2 separate regions of the Homo sapiens genome follow, and region 2 is linked to region 1. Evidence: chromatin loops called from intact Hi-C (ENCODE). Cell type or tissue: heart left ventricle. All regions are shown on one strand. Region 1 holds the start of KXD1 (KxDL motif containing 1). Region 2 overlaps ELL (elongation factor for RNA polymerase II).

Region 1 (2,500 bases):
TACACAGTGAAATTGACCCAGCAAGAGCTCTGATCCCAACTCCAAATGTAGATTTATTGAAGAAACGCAGAGAGGTAGGCTGTTTGACCATGGGAGAGCCACTTCACCCTTCTGAATCAGTTTTTTCAACCATAAAATGAAAATAAGGTAGAATGAAGATCTCACAGTGCTGTCTGTGGCAACTGAAACCAAAGGTGATAACGACTGGAGCTCAGGACAGGCTGTTTCTCCAAGAGGAGTGTGAAGAAGTCCCGGGAATCAACATTTTGAGAGCATCCCAGGGGCCTCTAAGAATATATTACGGGCAAACACTTGTAGAGCACTTCATTTCATCCTCAATCACCGTTACGAGGCAGACACAATCATCTCCGAGTGAAACTGAGGCTCACAGGGGCGGGCTCCGTTGCCGAAACTCACAGGGAGAGGCAGAGAAGCACCACGGTTCTATATCCAGGTTATTTAACAGAATTTAACTCAGCCATCCAAGCTCTGAAAAACCCCAAGTGGGGAGGGGCTCAAATATCCCCTCACGCCCCGTCCCCTACAATACAGGGAAACTGAGGCACAAACCGGGCAACGCCCAGCTCCAGGTTACACGACACACCCAGAACACAGGAGGCCCCAATTCCTATGCCCCTGATCCGGATCCAGATCCAGCCCGTAGCGCCGCCTGCGTATCCATTGAGCAGACGGGGAAACTGAGGCCTGTGCGCAGCAGGAATGACCAGATGTGGCCAGTGGCGCACCCCACCCCACCGCAGCCCGGGGGCCGCGCCCGACCCGGACCGGTTCCCCGCGGCCCTGGAGTCCCCAGCCCCACCCCAAACTCGGCCCCGGCGTCGGTAGCGGCGGCACCTGCACATCTGGCGGCCTTGCTCGCGCTTCCGGGATGGCGCCCGCGCCGGCGAAACGTCACCACGCACCGATCCTGCGAGCGCGCGTGGCGGGGACGTACCCTGGAGCCGCTTGCGTGCGTTAAGTCACGACAGGAAAGGGCGGGGCTTAGACGGAGCTTCAGCTCGTGGGTGCATCACAATGAATAGCCAATCAAACAATTCATCTCGCGCCTGCGTATTTCCAGAAGCCCAGGCTTGAAAGCGGCCCGGAAGAAGGAAGGCTGAGAGAAGTGTCCCATTTTGTAGATAGTGTGACTGAGGTCCCAGAGTGGTAACCCTCCCCAAGGTCGTAAATGCTACAGTGGTCAGAGGCCAAACCACACTCAGGTGTCCTGCTTTCCAAGCAGGGAATTAGACTCATCTGTGTTCAGACATCCCTGCTCCACTTTTGCTGATTTTTTTGGTCCAAGTTTCCTTTTTTTTTTTTTTTTTTTTTTTTTGAGACAGAGTTTCGCTCTTGTTGCCCAGGCTGGAGTACAATGGCGTGATCTCGGCTCACCGCAACCTCCGCTTCCCAGGTTCAAGCGATTCATCTGCCTCAGCCTTCCGGAGTAGCTGGAATTACAGGCATGTGCCACCATGCCCGGCAAGTTTTGTGTTTTTAGTAGAGACAGGGTTTCTCCATGTTGGTCAGGCGGGTCCCGATCTCCCGACCTCAGGTGATCTGCCCGCCTCGGCCTCCCAAAGTGCTGGGATTACAGGCATGAGCCACCGCGCCCAGCCCTGGTTTCCATTTACACTTCCACGTTGTTTTGGAGTAATGCGCTGGGGAATTTTTTCAAAAGGGTTTACAGGCTGGGCGCGGTGGCTCACATCCTGTCATTGTAATCCGAGCACTTTGGGAGGCCGAGGCGGGCGGATCACGAGATCAGGAGTTCGAGACCAGCCTGACCAACATGGTGAAACCTTGTCTCTACTAAAAATAAAAAAAATTAGTCGGGAGTGGTGGCGGGAGCCTGTAATCCCAGCTACTCAGGAGGCTGAGGCAGGAGAATCGCTTGAACCCAGGAGGCAGAGGCTGCAGTAAGCCAAGATCGCACCACTGCACTCCAGCTTGGGCGATAGAGCAAGACCACGTCTCAAAAAAAAAAAAGAAGGTCAAGCTAAAAAATGAAGAAAATGTATTTTAAGTTCATGTTAGTTTGTGTATACGAGTACCAAGTTTTTGTAATAAAATGCCTCACAGCTACAATTGGAAAAAAAAAAAAAAACGGGCCTGTGGCCCGAGCCTGTGGTCCCAGTTTCTCAAGAGGCTGAGGTAGGAGTATCGTTTGAGGCCAGGAGGCAGAAGTTGCAGTGAACGAAGACCCCACTCCAGCCTGGGCAACAGAGTGAGACCCAGTCTCAAAAAACAAACAGGCCCGGCGCAGTGGCTCACGCCTGTAACCCCAGCACTTTGGGATGCCAGGCGTGTGGATCACCTGAGGTCGGGAGTTTGAGACCAGACTGGCCAACATGGTGAAACCCCGTCTCTACTAAAAATCCAAAAAAAAAAAAAAAAAATTAGCCTGGCGTGGTGGCAGGTGCTATAATCATAGCTACTCAGGAGGATGAGGCATGAGAATCTCTTGAACCTGGGAGGCGGAGATTGCAGTGAGCCGAGA
Region 2 (2,500 bases), 68 kb after region 1:
CTGCCCATGGGCTCCCGCTGCGGGGAGGACAATGTGAGGTCACCACCAAGTCAGGCAATGACCTGGGAGACAGACGGTGGCTTGAAGTGTCATATTAATAATAAATGTGAAGCTGGTCCCTGCTGTGTCGGCCCAGAAGAGTATTTTTACTCTCAGGAAACATGCTGCGTTTAGGGGCACAGTGTGGCAAAGTCTCCAGCCGGCCCTCAAATGGTTCAAGAAGCAAGTGTGTTGCTACATCTAAGTATGTGGATAATAGGCGTGGGTGGGGGGGAGGGGCAGGTGGCAGAAACGTCACAGAATATGGCTGTTCTTTGTACTGTTCTTGCAGGTTTTTTGTAAGTTGAGATTGTTTTAGATTGCGTCCAGGAGAGAAGGCGACAGCAGGGTTCTCTGCTCTCAGACGCAGCTGGCGTGTAAGCAAGGCTGTGTCTCACCTGGCCTGGCTGGCCCCGCGTGCAGGTGGCTGGAGGCTTGAGGGACCAGCACGGGCTCCACAGCGTGGTCAGGGCCAGCTCCATATCTCTGCTCAGTGCGCGTCTGGGCCCTTATTCTGTTGTCCTAGTGCTAGGCCATCAGCCCCAGGGGTCAGCAGAAACAGGAGGGACTGCTCCTCCTGGAACTCCCCTTTAGGTGGGAAGAGACCAACCTCGCACCCCAATCAGTGAGATGCTCACAGCCAGAGGCCGGGGCCCCAGTGAGCCCTCACAGTTGGAAAGCCTCTCTGATGACGCCTTGGGGGAGGTGTTGGCCAGGTGGATCCCAGGAGGATCTAGACTGCAGTAGGCACAGGGGTCACACAGCACTGAGTGTGAGTACCATGAAGGGGCCAGCGTGGGCTGCTGGGGGCTGCAGGGCTAAGCCTGCCGGCCTTATCAGGCAGCTGGGGTGTGCAGGGAGTGATCCAATAGATACTTGGGTAAGATTCCCCTCTGAGGAAACTAGAGAAGGTGCCAGAGCTGGCTGGGAGAGGCTCAGGTCTTGGATGGCAGCAGCCAAGAACCTGGGGCTCTTGACGTCCCAGCAGGAGTGAGTGGTGGTTGGGGGAACCAGGGGCTAACATGAGGGGGATGGGAGCACCCGGGGCGGCCAGCCCGAGGTCTGCCCAGGCCTGCATGACTTTCTCTAAATCTGTCCGCGGTCAAGTGGTTGTCTGACCTGGCTGAACTTCAGCATTCTCTTGAAACTTCTGGAATTGTGCTAGCGTTCCTGGGAGGACGCCCCCTCGCTCACACCTGCACCATGTTCTGACCTAGATCCACAGCACACTTGGCAGAGCTCCTGCTGTCTCCTGCTTTCTGGTGTGTGTCAGCTGCTAGGCAAATACCCAATCCATGTCACCTTGAGCCGAAATTGGGCGCTTTTATTTGAAGGCAGGTGACAAAACGTTCTGTAAAAAGAGCAGCTGAGATTTCAGACTCCAGCTCCCTCCGGCTGTCAGGCAAGGCTCCTCCACACCCCCTGCAGGTGGGATGACGGAAGTCGGTCTGCAGATGCAGGGACCCGCGCCTGCACAGCTTCAGTTCAGGACTCTGGTCAGCCGGTCCAGGACGCATGACCTGCGCCTGTGAAGAGTCAGTTTGTCAGTTTGGAAGGAGAAAAGACACATTCTGACATAGCAGGGTGCCATTGCCTCGTCATTTTGGGAGAGTCCTGTGTTTCAGCTCAAGCCCTGCCACTTACTGAGCTGGTGGCCTTAAGCAAGGCACCTGGCTTCCCTGAGCCTCAGTCTCCTCCTTTGCTTAAAGTTGGCCCCCAAGATGCGCAGCCCTGTCCATAGAAGGTCCCTGTGATCAGGCTTTCCTTTGCTTGAAGTTGGCCCTCAAGATGCACAGCCCGGTCCATAGAAGGTCCCTGCGATCAGACTTTTGAGGGTGTGTGGGCGCTGAGCACCTGGCAGAGCATGTTCTGTTCTAGCCCCCGCCCCGTGGATGCTGGGAGCATGCAGCCCCTCCCTAGAGCCCTGGATCCTGAGCCCCAGGGCCTCCTGGGTACTCTGAGGTTTGGGGACTTGCCCTGGGCCAGCCCTGGCCAGCACATGCCCTGCTGGTCACAGGCTGCCTCTGCAGCTCCTATCCAGCTTGGCAGTGCCACGTGCTTCCTGCTGTGTGGTCTCCTTTTGGCTCTGTGGGAGCTGTGCTCTGGGTTCTATGCTGCTGGTGGGGAGGAGTCCAGTTTGGTGACATTTCTTGTCAGGCCGTTTGCTCTGAAGGACGGGCATCTTTCTGGGAAGAAGTCAGTTGGCGGATCTTGGTGTACGCTTACCCACGACCTAACCCAATAACAGGGCCGATCCTTTTGTGAGATAAGACCCAGGTGGAGAGGCGGGCTGGGACCTACCTCTCTCCCTGCTCACCTGCCGGGTGCCTTCAGGCATGTTTCTCAGGATGGGCCCACCAGGTGAGGATGTCCACACCATACCACACTGCTGAGGTTATTACTGGGCAGAGACCACGGTGGACACTTGCCAGCCTGGTTGTGGCCAGAGTGAGGTGGGGCC

Evidence for each region. Hi-C counts contacts between places; a loop is a spot of excess contacts. Peaks named below come from ENCODE experiments on the same cell type or tissue, not always from the same donor. Only the 100,000 strongest peaks of a DNase experiment are listed, where the experiment ranks them.
Region 2: a loop joins it to region 1, with 2.1 times the contacts of the local background. A loop is called at or near these places in 10 of 110 quality-filtered maps.

What each region holds. Positions count from the first base shown.
Region 1 is chr19:18,556,270-18,558,769 of GRCh38, reverse strand. It overlaps KXD1 (KxDL motif containing 1), which reads right to left and starts at 900. Exons shown (of 5, transcript NM_024069.4): 1 at 856-900. RefSeq lists a silencer at 642-801 and enhancers at 292-1,081, 1,082-1,873. In heart left ventricle, no CTCF peak of the experiment used is centred here; a DNase peak (open chromatin) is centred at 949; H3K4me3 peaks cover 1,552 bases; H3K27ac peaks cover 1,629 bases.
Region 2 is chr19:18,487,979-18,490,478 of GRCh38, reverse strand. All of the region lies in intron 1 of ELL (elongation factor for RNA polymerase II), which reads left to right. Among named protein-coding and RNA genes, the nearest start is that of ELL, 33 kb to the left of the region's middle. In heart left ventricle, a CTCF peak has its summit at 1,463; no DNase peak of the experiment used is centred here.